Regions from separate parts of the Homo sapiens genome. Here region 1 is linked to region 2. Evidence: chromatin contacts called from ENCODE Hi-C or POLR2A ChIA-PET data. All regions are on one chromosome and are shown on one strand. Each heading gives the region's core, a stretch centred on a gene start or an enhancer-like site at or near the end of the contact. The rest is flanking DNA. Distances are from core to core; before and after follow the strand shown.

Region 1 (7,172 bases), core at 253-2,752, 35 kb after region 2:
AAACAAAATTACAGAGACTGCCTTGTAGCTCAGCTGCCATCGTCTCTGTAGCCAACCTCAGCCTTCACCTCAGCATTGCACAAAGTTCAGAATCACTAACATATCAGAAAGGTTGGACAAGAGGAAAAGTAAACTGGAAACACACACACACGTGTGTATACATAAGTTTAATTCTGAAGTATTGAGAATTTTATTTTCAAAGTGCTAGAAAGGCAACAGAGAGATAGTTCATTTCACCATTACAGAAACACCAAGAAATTATAAACTTCTCTGGATGTCAGTTTTCTTACTGGAAAAATTATGTTAAAATTATATCACTCTAGCCAAGTGTAGTGGTGCATGCCTGTAGTCCCAGCTACTAGGGAGGCTAAGGTGGGAGGATCGCTTGAGGCCAAAAGTTCGAGGCTTCACTGAGCTATGATCACACCACTGCACTCCAGCCTGGGCAACTGAGCAAGATTCCACTCAATAAATTAATAAATGAGTGCAGCATTCTAATGTTTTAAGGATTAAATGACATGATCATATAACAATGCCTAACAAGGTACACAGTGCAGTAACAAGTAAATGTATTTTAGCTTTTTTCCTTGGTTTCCATTAACATTTTTTTCCTTCAGTTAGTCATTCTAAAAATATTTATTAAGCATCTATTATGTTTTAAGAATTAAATGAGGTGACCCTACAACAGTGCCTTAAAAGGTACACAGCACAAAAACTAAATATATTTTAGCTTCTTCCCTCAGTCCCCTTTAACATTTTTTTCATTCAGTCAGTCATTCTACAAATATTTATTGAGCATTTATTATGTAGCAGGCATCATAATTTGTCTTGAATATATAATGGCAAATACAATAAACACAGTTCCTGCCCTTAATGGGGAAAACAGAAAATAAATAGGCGGGGAGGCGAGGAGAGAGAAAGACAAATCGAAATTGTCCTAAGTTCTGTGAAGGACCTAAACAGGGTACAGGGAGAGGAAATGGTGGGAGAGGGGCACCTGGTTAGATAGCTCATGGCATAGCTGATACTTTAATTTTGTTTTTTAAGTAGAGATGAGTTCTTGCTGTGTTGCCCAGGCTGCTCTTGAACTCCTGGGCTCAAGCGATCCTCCTGCCCTGGCCTACTAAAGTGCTGGGATTCTGGGTGTAAGCCACCTTGCCCAGCCCTGTTTATTTTTCTATTGATCTTAAGAAAGAAAAAGATGTCTTCTAATAACTATTTTACCTTAATCAGTTTTAAGACAAGCTTTGCAGAGCTCCATGACCCTCTGAAGAGACCGTGGCCACCTTGTAGGTTAGAGTATTTCGGACAGATGGCTGTACTACTGAGAGCTTTTCTGGACATGGCCGTTCTGGCTAACTTTCATCTTGTCATTACATTTCCTTTTCTGAGAAAGGTTGCAAGGGTGGTTTTGACAGAGTGATGCTGTTGGTATTTAGAATCCTGACTTTCTTGATCCTTTTCGGTGGAGCTGCGGGACACATGTGCGATGGAAACTGGCCTGGTTGCCATGGTGGATAGTGTTCTGACAACAGTCACATGGGTCAGGTGTCCGTTTTGGATCTTTCAGGCCTGTCAGCAGCTCCTGATAAAGCTAGCCATGTGGTTTTTCTTGGCTCACCTGTATATCCTGGTAGGAACAGCTAAGAGCCACTCAACGCACCCTTCTCTTTTTGGAGAAACCCCAGGGAGTTGTGTTGCTTGGGGCTGGGCCGCTTGGAGACCATGTTCTTTGTCTTTTTGGCCTGCTCTCGGGGCTAAGGAGCATTGATGGAATATCTGAGATGGTGGCGTCGGCAGGGATGGCCATGCTGAAGTCTGTTCATATCACACAACTAGGGCCACAAGCAAAGTCCTCCATCTGAATGACATTCAGGGACAGTCCATAAACTCAACGTGTGCACAGAGTGCCTCCGTACGCCATGCATTGTGACAGGTCCTGGGGTAACAGATCTGAAAGACTCCTTCTTTGTGTGTAAAGAACATGATTGGGTTAATTAAGTAAAAGTGAATATTTTCTTTACTGAGTCATAAAATTACGGGCATATGTCTTAATCAGCTAAGGCTGTCATAACACAGCACCATAAACTCAATGGCTTAAACAACAGAAACTGATTTTCTCACAGTCTTACAGGCTGAAAGTCCAGGATCAAGGCATCTGTGGAGTTGGTTTCTTCTGAGGCCTCTCCCCTCGGCTTGTAGATGTCACTTCTATGGTCTTCCCTCTGGGCCTGTGTCCTAATTTTCTCTTCATACAAGTGCACTAGTCATAATGGATTAGGGCCTACTCCAGTGGCCTCATCTAACTTAACTGCCTTTTAAAAGACCCCATCTCCATATAGGTCACATTCTGAGGTGCTTGGGTTAGGATTTTAACATACGAATTTGGCAGGGGACACACTCTAGCCCATAACAGCATTTTTACAGCCACACATAGTAAAAATCTGGAAATACACCACCACATGTATCAGAGTATAAGTGGCAAAGGTTGATCATGATACGTATCTCTCAGTTGAGAATTTCAGCGTGATTTCTAAAAACTTGTTGTGAAAGTACAATGCGCAGAAAACTGAAATTTCACCAAAAGTCCCATATCTGAAGCAAATAAAAAAATTTAGTTCCCATATTCTTTCCAATAGAAATAATTCCTTCGTGGAGAATTTATGCCTATCTCGTTCCTATGACAAAAAGGAATTTGGCCAGCCTGGCCAACATGGTGAAACCCTGTCTGTACTAAAAATACAAAAAAATGAACTGGGCACGGTGGCACACACCTGTAATCCCAGCTACTTGGGTAAAAGAATTACCTGAGGTAAAAGAATCATTTGAACCCAGGAGGTGGATGTTGCAGTGAGCCAAGATCGCACCACTGCACTCTATCCTGGGTGACAGAGAGACCTTGTCTCAAAAAAAAAAAAAGGCGGGGGGGATTTGGGGTTTTTTTGTTGTTTAAGGGTTTTTTAATTTTTAATTTTTGTGGGCACATAGTAAGGGTATATATTTATGGGTACATGAGATATTTTGATACAGGCATACAATGCATCATAATCGCATCAAGGTAAATGGGATATCTATCACATCAAGCATTTATTTCTTTCTTTGTGTTACAAGCAATCCAATTATACTTTTTAAGTTATTTTTAAATGTGTGATAAATTTTGTTGACTGAAGTCACCCTATTGTGCTATCAAATACTAGATCTTATTCACTCTATCTAATTATATTTTTGTACCAATTAACCATTCCTCCTTCCCACTACACTTCCCAGCATTTGGTAACCATCATTCTACTCCCTATCTCCATGAGCTCAATTGCTTCATTTTTAGCACTGACAAATAGGTGAGAATATATAAAGTTGATCTTTCTGTGCCTAGCTTACTTCATTTAATCTAACGACCTCCGAGTGAATCCATATTGTTGCAAATGACTGGATCTCATTCTTTTTTATGGCTGAATAGTACTCCATTGTGTATGTGTCCCACATTTTCTTTATCCATTCATCTGCTGGTGAACTCTTAAGTTGCTTCCGTATCTTGGCTGTTGTGAATAGTGCTGCTGTGCACATGGGAGTGCAGGGAGCTTTTCAATATACTGATTTCTTTTCTTCTGAATATATACCTAGAAGTGAAATTTCTGCATCATATGGTACAAAAAATAATTTAAGGGAATCTGGATTTCTTTTCTCTATGCAAGATCATTCAATTGTTTCCTCTAGTAAGGAAAAACTTCTGAAACAAATTCACAAAATTAATCAAGATTTTTGTTAATGAATAAAGTGTTCTCAAGCCACCGTCTCAGTCTGTCTTTCTGGGTGCTTTACCTACTGTCTTCTCTTGGGTGCTTTCCTTCTGACATAGCAAGAGCATATTTCAGACAATTGTAGACTCAAATATTTCAAAGCATTAAAGGAAAAAGGGGCATCTGAAAATTATCTTGATGTTCTCTGACAGCTCTAATACTATATAAATTATTACTAATGTACTAAGATTTCAAAGTGCTAGGCAAAGCGTCCCCAACCCACTGCAGATTCTCACAAAAAGGAAAACATGCTGAACTGTATTCCTTGGAGCTGTTGATGACTTCTCTTTGTACGTAATGAATGAGATGTTGTAGAAATAGCACAATCGCTGGAACACACTCAGGAATATGATGCTCCTCAGTCTCCCACACTTGATACCAAGGATCCTAGCTGTCCCATTGTCTACCTCAGCTGTAGGGGGTTTGTGTGCTCTAATTTGCCCTGGCACTGCTTTATCATTTAAAAACTTAGTTCTGGGTGAAGTGTGGTTGCATATTGCAATTCAGAGTGCCTTCAATGCATACTGTTTCATGGCCATCTCTTCTCCCTTGTTTCCCCTTCCCTTTTATTCTTTCCTTCTTCTTGGAGTCCCTCTTATTTGAGTGATCCCTGAAAAGGGTACTCACTGCTAAGAAGAACGACCTGGGTTACATAACAAGTCCTTACAGAACAATGCCTCAAGAGGAGGTACGGCTAGTCAAGGCACAGAAAGCAAAATCTAGCCCTAACGACATTACTCCTTTACCTAGGATCTTGATTATGTATCTCATTTTCTGTGACTTGACTTCTACATCTTTGCAGGGATGACATGTTTTGTCTCCATTTTTTATACGGCAGATAAATGTGGTAGGTTGAATATACCTGCTTACCCCAAAGCCTTTGATAGAATAACAGTAAAAAATGAATGAACTCACAAGAATAAAGAGTGGAAAAGGAAACGTCAATCAGCCAGAGGTACAATGGGAGGATGGAAAGTGGATAGATGTATAGTGACTGAGTTATATTTACTTCTTGGTACCACTAAGTGCCTGCAGAAGAGAGAAGCCTAACCAAAATAAACTGATGCAGCCGGGCATGGTGGCTCATGCCTGTAATCCCAGCACTTTGGGAGGCCAATGCAGGTGGATCACTTGAGAGGTCAGGAGTTCGAGACCAGCCTGGCCAACTTGGTGAAACCCCGTCTCTACTAAAAATACAAAAATTAGCCAAGCATCATGGCAGTTGTCTGTAATCCCAGCTACTTGGGAGGCTGAGGCAGGAGAATTGCTTGAACCCAGGAGGCGGAGGTTGCAGTGAGCCAAGATTGCGCCATTACACTCTAGGCTGGGCAACAGAGCAAAACTCTGTCTCAAAAAAATAAAAATAAGCTAATGTGTGCCCCCAAAACTTAGAAAGCCTCAGGAATTGAAGGCAGCAAGGAAATGTAAAGACAGGAAACAAGAGAACTGGGAGAATGCTCAAAATAAAAGAATTGGTTCGAAGTCTTTATGAGTTGCAGTTAGACGCCCAGATCTCTTCCCCCACCCCACACATCCAATCAGATAGTCCCTTTCACCCTGGCAGAAGACTAAGATGTATTCTCTGAGGAGGCTGAGTCAGGGAGCTTCTGAACTTAATAATGCACTCCATAATGTTGAAAGTATGCTATTCTGGACAATGGCAATGGGAACACCTGGGGAAGGAATGATGCACTATTCTAAGGTCATGGGAATGAAGGCAAAGATGTGTACTAAACGACAGCACCTAAAGCCTTTCTCCATGGAAAGTGGTCACCCAGGGAAAAAAACTAAGGTTATTGACATTTGTTCAGGGGTCCCTGAACAAAATGTCTCTCTCGACCCCTGACAATAAGTGAAGGTAAGAATACACCATATGCGGGTATGCAAGATGTCAATTTCTTTCTTCTTATGTACCCTGTGCCAGGGAGCCTGGAGGATGTGTTCCACCAAAATCAGGATATAAACAGAGAAGTGGGAGGTGGGGGTGGGAAGAGAGGGAGGGATAGGAAGAGAGAGCATCTAGCACAGGAGAGAAGAAAAGAGAAGGACCAGGAGGACAATGACAAATAGCTATAGGAAGTAGACCTATAAGCAGAATAGTCCTGAGAAGAAAAATCTCCGATCCACTGTGCTTGACAATATTATTGTATTTTACCATTATTTCAAACACACAGAAGAGTGAGCAAGCTAAAAACATAAAGATGTGTGGTTTTTTTCAATAAATAAAGAAAATGTAAACATAGTATCCAAGGTGGCTTAGCTGTGAATTATGAAGACTATAATAATGAATGTGATTTAACCCTAAATTGGAATGATTGGGAAGTTGTGGGTGTAGGGAAAGGTGGTGAAAAAAGGGAAATGTTTTGGATCATTGTAAGCCTTAGAGTGTTAGTTGGCTTTTTAAACTATGTACAGTATTACTTAGATAAAAACTAAAATTAAATTTCAAATATAAGGTTAATTAACCCATGTGAAGCACATACTTCAGCATGTATTTTAAAATGCAAAGGTATTCTTAATGAATATTAATCTTAAAGGCTTCAAGGTCTTCCAAAAGGCAGAATTTTACAAATGTAAATTTTTAAAATTATTATGGTATTGTATAATATTCCTGCACTAATATGTGTTAAAAGGGTTCTATCAACCCTGGATTTTAATTTTTCAAATGTATGACATAGTTTCTTTTGTTGTTTATGGAAAAGCTGAGCAACTTGGTAACGAATGTGAATATGTTTGGAAGCCCAATCCAGCTCATGTAGATGCATATTTGTTTCCATGATCATTTGAAATTCTATGGAGTCACCACTGCTGATTCAAACCTGGCCAGGCTTCCTGATTCTAATCTCATCCCAGGGTGAATTGAGGTTAGCTGCTGGAGGGAATGTTCAGTTCAGTTGAATGTAAATCTAGCGCCAAGCCACATGTGAGCTGAGTGTGCCAGGATGCCAAGTGATAAATCGAGGAAAGAAAGATCACATGAGGCTGACATCTTAGCACTGACACATGGCCCTCTTCTGCAGAAATACTGGGCAAAGAGTTGTGAGTCAGCTACAAGGAAGATAGGGCTTTCCACTGAAAAAGGCAGTGTTCAAAGGACTCATTCGTCAGGAAAAAGAATTCCCATGTCAATGAGAGCTGAATGTGAGCTACACTCATCTTTGGATAGGTATTTGATGAATACTCGTATTCTTGGAGTGACTTTCCAACATTTAACTAAGACCATTCAGCCTTCACAACCCATTTGACTTAAAGGGCAAAAGTGCCTATCTGACAATTTTGATGATCAGACATTGCCTTCTTCCCCTTCTACTCCTGCTAGATCCATTCTAGTCTCTGTCTAGTTAATTCCTTTAAAAACCTCCATGTTAAAGTAGA
Region 2 (7,431 bases), core at 811-3,310:
TGGTGAAATCCTTTCATCTCTTATCAGAGAGGGAAAAAGGAAGGGCACATCTTTCTAATCAAGTAGACCGCTGATTATTCCCTAATTGTGTTGTATGTATATCTGGTTGTTATAGAAAGAGCTGCTAGATCAATATTTTCATAACAAAATTCACCAAAAGCAGTGTCTTCAATGTCTTTATTATTGTTTTATACCCTCTTGCCCCTTCTTCACCTGTTAGGAAGGAGAGTAGGTTTGCCAGTATGCTTTTCCATCCAGAAAAAAGAAAATTCACTTAATCCAGTATGGAAAACTAAACTTATTAACCATGGATTTAGAGAAATAATAAAACAACAATAAAATTACAGTTGTCTTTGCTGGTTTCAACTTTAAAAAGAAATGAGGTGGGAGTAATGAAAATAAAACACACTCTACAACGATCTTTCTCCTCTTCCCCAAGTTTCCTCCTCTCTCCCATGAAGAAATATCAAATAATTGTGTGATAAACCAGCCTTGAAAGGAATGTAGAGCAGAAGCAACAGATTATACACCAGCAAAATGGCATGCCAAGCAAAATAAAGCACTTTGCAATGTGGAGACGTGAAGAGAGGAAGATGGGATTGTTACAATGTTCTCCAAGAAAACAGGGGCTATTCACTTGAATGTGCAAGTTCAAATTGTTCCTACAAACCCAATTTGCTGGCAAAAGTGCCAAATACAAAACTACCCTACTTTCGTTTCTGTCCAAGGCCTTTCACATAAGCTACAGGGGGCATCGCCTTTTGTTGAATTGGTTCTTACTTTCAGGGTTAGCGCCTCCATCTCTGAGACTAGGAACAAGAGGCATGGCCCACAGTTGATGTTGCCCTCGATTCAACCACTCTCAGGTCGGGGACACAGTAGTCAGTGGCCCACATAATAAATCAACAGTGCTCTCCCTCCAGAAGGTGAATTGTTAACATTCTTTTCTTTCTTTCATTGCCATTTATGTCCCCTGTGAACATCCTTTAAAATGCTTGTTCCTTTGAAAATGGGTTTTGAATGAGCCTGAGCCACATATCCAGGCTATGCAGGCCACTGCCCATACGCATGAGGATCTTGATGCTTCCCGAATTCGCATCTTTCGGAGTTAACTGTGGAATGTGATTCAATGTTATTTCCCTTCCAGCTGAAGGGCAGCTGAGGTTATGAAGGGATTTGACTAATAGGTCATAACCCAGATAGGTTTGCCGAGAACCAAATGACACAAGGGGGAGGGATGTGGAGAAGGAGCGAGAGTGATCAAACTGAGGCACTGAGGATCAACCAAGCCCATCCCAGCACTGGTCTTGGTGACTGGGCAAGGTGCCCCCCAACCCCCATCAGGCCCTCCAGAGAGAAGCAGCTGCAGATTGGCTCTGCAGACTCTCAGCTTCCTCTGTTTTTTTGAGAACTCCTTGGGGCTTGCAGGCCTGAGCCTGTACCACAGGGGTGACTCCTCACCTGACACCTCCAGATAACTGGCCTCCAGCAAGGGGGGAGCCCCTCTGTGAGGTTAGCAAAGGGGAAGCCCCGCTTCTTTGCCTGAAGTCCTTAAGAGCTAAGCCGACAAAGAGCTAAGAGTCAACAAACTTTGACAAGCACCAAAAGAGAATTGAGAACAAATAAATCAGAAGAAAGAAGAGGAAAAGCAAATGCTAGAACCTCGATGGCTTTTTTTTTTCTCCCTGCTGTCGTTCCAGCTGTAGCCTGGGATTAATTAAGTGCTGTGAACTCAGTGCCAGAGAGAGGAGGGGAAAAAAAATGCATTCTATCTCTAAGGAAGGAGTACAGTAACAGTTTCTCACCAGAGAGAAACCTAGGGAAGTGAATCGCTCTCGTCGGCAGTGTTTGTGGAGGGCCTGAAGAGACAGGGAGGTTGTGCCAGGCTGGAGGAGGCTTGTCTTTCCGAAGCTGGAGAGGATCTTACGGGGGTTCGCTTTTCCCTGCCTGGGAAGAATTTCCCCTGTGGTAGCAGCAGCAGCAGCAGCAGAAGCAGAAACAGCAGCAGCAGCAACAGCAGCAGCAGCAGCAGCACCACCACCACCACTACCTCCTCTTCTGGGGCACAAGACAGAATGCCTGTGCTAGAGCGATATTTCCACCCAGCAGAGCTAGGCAGGAGGTGGACAGGCCCAGAAGGTGTGCTGCCCTCCTCCCCGGGAAGCCGGCCGGGGTGCCAGCAGGGGCCGCTGCCCTGGGACTTGCCAGAGATGATCAGGATGGTAAAGCTGGTTTGGAAATCCAAAAGTGAGCTGCAGGCGACCAAACAGAGAGGCATTCTGGACAATGAAGATGCTCTCCGCAGCTTTCCAGGTAAATTGACCATGGGGTGTAATAGGTCACAGGACCAAGTCTGATAACTAACTCCCTTTCTTTGTAGAGTCCAAGCCATAGGGAGGAAAATGAACTGTGTAGCATCAGGTCTGAGGGCTGTGACTTCCAAATGTCTGCTGTATGATAGAAATGCATCTTGAAATTAAGAGTGATTTAGTAGGAGGAGCATTTGACTGGAAATCAAGAAACCTGGGTCCTGGACTCAGCTTGACAAATGCTTGCCCTTTGGGCTTGCACAAGCCAAATTTCCTGAGTTTCAGTCCCCACCAAGGAGGGGGTGGAATTGGATGCTCTTTAATGGCCATCCTGACTCTAACATTTCTTGTCAACAAGTTAGAGATATCCCTAGGAGAATATTCTCCTTGGGTGGCTTTTTATCATTCTTTCTATAAAGTAAAATACATTTTCCAATTTTTAACTATGCCATTTACAGCATGTATTATGTTCCCAGCACTGAGTTTGGCATGCAAGCTTTTTATGTCCTGGGCAAGTTGGTAAACTTTCTTGACTTGGTTTCCCCTTTGGCAAATGTCAGCAATATAAACACCTTTATTGATATCAACTCACTCACAAATGTGGAAATAATGATTCCCAGGGACTTTGTCTTGTCATAAGAATGTGCTGTGTTTGGGACGGTTGTGGAGAACTTCACTGTGTTTCTGACAGTGGATACAACCACCACCAAGACACCCAGCATGCCTGGGAAGGATCCCAAGGGGCTTCGTAAACTAAGAAAGCCACAGCTGACTACAGGGCACTCTCTTTCTTTGAGGAATATGTTGCTAGATATTTGGAAAGTGGTGGGTTCACTTCAGAAGAAAGAACATGAGTGTGTGTTTATGCATCTGAAGTCTTGGCTAGGCCTATGCAGTGGAATCCTGGCGTGCCATTGGCGGTGAGGGATGGGGTAGATGGAAAAGATACATCAAAAATTACCTCTCCCTTTCTCGTGGAAACAGAGTAGGAAATAAAAATCTGGCTAGTTTTGATTTTAATGATTTATGCCAGGAACTTTTTTTAAGTTATGACTTAATAATCTGTAAAGAATATTATTAAGAAGTTAATACTCTGGGAAAAGAAAAGATTTAAAAGGGAGAAAAAAACAGGGTTGGTCTCCAGTAAACAATGAGTCCTTGAGTACATAGGAAAGTGAGGGAAACGAATAAAACTGAGGTTTATGTGGCAATTGGGAGAAGGATGCCCAGGGAGATGGGTCTTGGTCAGATGAAATGAGGTAACGCTAAACCAGTGTTGCATGTGAGTAGGGTAAGAAAAATGGAAAAACCCACCTGGGCAGAAAATTTTACTCTGACACTTCAACTCTTAGCACTTTAGGTTTGTTTCAGTCAATTAAATGATTAAAATTCATATTACAAACTGCACCCTTTGATAAAACTATCTAATTCAATAGTTGTTAGCATGTCTGTGGAGATAGGTGTACATTATTATTTATGTTCTATATTAGTGAACATCTAATTCCTGAAAAAGCAATACTCTGGAGAAAAAGCAGAACTCCTGTAGCTTCTTATTACTTAAAAGGCACACTTTTCTGGACATGATGAAGCAGAGCTTGTTGAGTCTTACTATACCTCTCTACCACTGCCTCACATTCAGTGGAAACTGTCTCTGAAGCCACTTGGATTCCCAGGGAAGCTGCACCCTGGTCTGCTGTTGAGGTTGCCTGCCTGTGTGGAGACAGGCTTTATAACACCTTTCCAAAGGATGTGTGTTTGCCTCCTGTTCTTCCTCCTGTGCCTCCTCACTCTCAGGGAGATGAGGGCTCATCCTTACTGGAATGGGCATAAAACCTTTTCATCATCATCCATCTATGCAGCAGCAGGTCATAGGATGCAACCCCAAAGATGAGTGGCTTCACTTTCCAAACTGTCTCTTACCTTCTTCCTTACTCATCCTATTCCTGATGCTGCATTTCCTCTGAGCATCAGGTGTCTTCAGCTGCATCATTTTCACCACAGCAGCACAACAATGGGGCCCTCAGGAACACTTACAGACTATTTCAAAACTTCTGGCATTTTTTTGTTTGTTTTTAGAAAGTGGTGATTTAAGCTGTTTTCAGTTCCTGCACAGAGGCAGAGGTTTATGATAGACAGCTCTTCAAAAAACAGCAAGACACGGTGCTCCCTCGCTCTCTCTCTCTGTCATTTCATCCTTGCCTCAGTCTCCTCAATTTATACTTTCATAATCCTTTTAAGCAACTGACTATGCATCAGGTGAGCCTTGCTTTATGCTTGAAATGTTTCTTCCTTGGCTCAGTCAACTGAAAATTTTCTATTCAAACAACAAAGCCCAGGTCAAGCATCTCTCTCTTTAAAATGCCTTTCCTGATCTCCAGCGGCCTCCCGTCTCCCCCAGTGGTAATCTATTCCCTCCTCTTTGCTATCTTTACCTGTAGTTACTTAACATTTTACATTTATAGCACACATATTTTTGCTGTGCTAGTAACTAAAAACAGGAAAATTAAATGTTATAACATTCTGTGTATATTTTGACTGCTTGTGGTAATGAATTGATTTAACTTTTTTTAAACCATGAAATTGCAGAAATTCTGAATCGAACCAACAGTTACTTTAGAGGACTTTAAAGATGGTGTCATTGGCTCTTAATGTGTTTAATGGAACCTTAAAAGTCCCAGTGTTTCTTTTCCTTAGCAAAGGGCATCATTATTTTTACGCACCCTTCTTCAACAAGACTGGAACTTTGTTTCTCACAAGTGAAGTAGAAAAATGTTCTGAGATTTGGCTAAGGTAATAAAAGGAGAGAATAAAAAAAATATGGGAACATAAATATGTGTTCGTGAGAGATTTTAAGGTGAAATACGCTGAATTAGGAGTATGGAATGGAAAGAACAGTCCCCTGGAGAAAGTGGGGGAGTGCCAGAGAGAAGGTGATACATAGAAACGTCTTCCACCATCTTCAGACTGGCATGCTCTGCCGACTGTTGGGTGGCTGTCCAAAGCAATAGACTGTAGGAGGGAATGGGAGATGATAGAAGGAAGGAAGAGGAGCTTGTCACCTTCACATGTTAGATCTGTGCATCTGGGAGTGCCCCCAAAGCTGGGCATTGGCCAAGGCACTGTTCACCCTAGCAAGGGGCTCTGGAAGTTATCAGCATGCTTGAGGTCCAAGTGTCAACTCTGTTCTTTGAACTGTACCCAATTATTTAATTGTGTTAATACTCACATCTTTTTCCCTTTATGAAGCAAACAAAGGAATTATCTAATTATCTAGTTAACCCCTGTATTTTGGAGATGAGGTAAATAGTTCAGAGAGACTCAATAAGGCATCCGGGATCACACACTGAAACTGTATCAGAACCAGACCAGCATTTCGATTGCCCAACTCTGGTCCACAGAACTCATGTGGTCAGGGTACATGCTGGGTAATAGAAATTTAAATTTAAACCAAGACATGGCTTTATTGATTACATGTAGATGGGGCAAAATGAGAACTCATGATGTGATATAAACCTTGGTCAAACCAGAAAAATAGTATTACCATGCAGAACAAGTCAAAGGATTGTGTCTCGTATACATTTTCTACTTATTCTGTGGGCTTTAGTCTTATATCCAAGCTTCAAATACTGCAAATATCCAAGGAAAGATCCCCAACTGTTATCAATAGAAAGTCAGCTTACACCATTGCAGTGACAGCATGCACCCATGTGGGGAGTGGGGAGAAGGATGAGGATAGAAAATAATTAAGTAGCTTCTCAGATGCTGTGAGGACAAATATGATGCTAATTATAATTCTAGTCAGCAACCTGTTTAAGACTAGATATCCCTTAGCAGGACTTGTTCTTAGTTGAATAAATAATTAGATTTTGGAATTCAACCAAATAACCGCAAACTCTGCAACTGGGAAACTTACCTTTCATTTCGGTGTCTCTGGTCTAAATTTTGCATTATAGTTTACTTATTTATTAAGCTCGTTCCCATTTCAATAAGCTTTGGTTCTAGGAAAATATAAATACACACAAATCGCTCAAAGAAAGAAACTCATCTTCCCCATAGCCATTGTAACGTCTCCTGCCTTTCAAGGAGAATACAAAATCAGAAATTTTCTTTATGCTCAGACCTGAATATCAAATTATTTCAGAGAAGAAAATCTCCAGAACCATTCTCTGATTCCAGTACTCTACAATTCAAATTAACATTTAAACTACTATTTCAAAATGTCTCAAGTATCAAGCACAATATAAATCAAATATGTTGAAGAATGAACATTTCGATCATTATAATCAAGAAGCATTTATGGGATGCTTAGTGTATACCAGGCACTGTGCTAGGCACCAGGGACTCAGAGATGAATCAAAAGCTTAATGAAAGAACAATTGTGGATTTATGAATCAGAGCTCTGTCTACAACTACAGTGTGAAAACAAGCACTTGTTAGTTTAAACCTGTCAACTCAAACTACTGGCTGTAAAACTGGTAAAATTCAAAAACACTTGTAAAAATTTATACACACTTTCAAATACTCATTGGTTCTAATGATTTCATTCAAAGCAGGACAAATTGCTTTGAGCAAGGAATCAATTAGTCTCAATGGCAGATAAGTATTAATTCATAATATTTTTCTAAAACTACTGCTTTTAGCAGCCTGTTTTCACTCTGTAGTGATGCTGGATAATAATCATTAATAATTTAAAGCATCTCTTAAATGTGAATGCAAATTGAGTCAATACTGGAGTACATCATCTCACTTTGAACTAAACCTTCTCCTTCACCTGACTTATTTTCATGAATGACTCATGAAAGGTTCAAAACTGCTAACTCCAGCTCCCCAATTCCCACTAGTTCTAAGTCCATAAGAGAGGCTAAGGGTGCCAGAGTGTGGTTGCAATGTTGAGATCTTAAAAGTTTTAAATTCTGCATCTCCATTACTGAACTGTGTGACCCTGGGTGGGTACTTCACCTCTCGGTGCCTCAGTTTCTTCTTATGTAAAAAGAGAATTAATAATAGCACCTTTGCTTAAGGTTGTTGTCGGGATTAAATGACATAATAGCAAAAAAAAAAAAAAAAAAAAGTGCCTAGAATAGAACCTAAGTTCCACCACACTCTCAGTAAATGTATACTC

What was found. A loop is a pair of places that touch in the nucleus more often than their neighbours do. ChIA-PET counts read pairs that join two places held with the same protein, here RNA polymerase II (POLR2A). Pooled maps may share reads with other maps.
Region 1: a map of Right ventricle myocardium inferior shows a loop between it and region 2 (2.1-fold over the local background). The contact joins the promoter of PDE7B-AS1 here to the enhancer-like site in region 2. A Hi-C loop is called at or near these places in 4 of 168 maps with a recorded cell type or tissue (Calu3, Right ventricle myocardium inferior, endothelial cell of umbilical vein and 1 more) and 2 of 50 pooled maps. POLR2A ChIA-PET finds 5 or more read pairs at or near these places in 4 of 52 experiments (AG04450, CD8-positive, alpha-beta T cell, activated CD4-positive, alpha-beta T cell and 1 more).

The regions. Positions count from the first base shown.
Region 1 is chr6:136,071,325-136,078,496 of GRCh38, forward strand. It overlaps PDE7B-AS1 (PDE7B antisense RNA 1), which reads right to left and starts at 1,503. Exons shown (of 4, transcript NR_149042.1): 1 at 1,225-1,503. The region is part of intron 2 of PDE7B (phosphodiesterase 7B); the gene reads left to right.
Region 2 is chr6:136,036,216-136,043,646 of GRCh38, forward strand. The region is part of intron 2 of PDE7B (phosphodiesterase 7B); the gene reads left to right. Among named protein-coding and RNA genes, the nearest start is that of PDE7B-AS1, 33 kb to the right of the region's middle. RefSeq lists enhancers at 1,589-2,089, 2,090-2,590. Within about 2 kb of position 2,061, at least 11 of the 41 ENCODE cell types and tissues checked have a DNase peak (open chromatin) inside an H3K27ac peak, as active enhancers do; they include endothelial cell of umbilical vein and psoas muscle, where a contact is called at or near this core.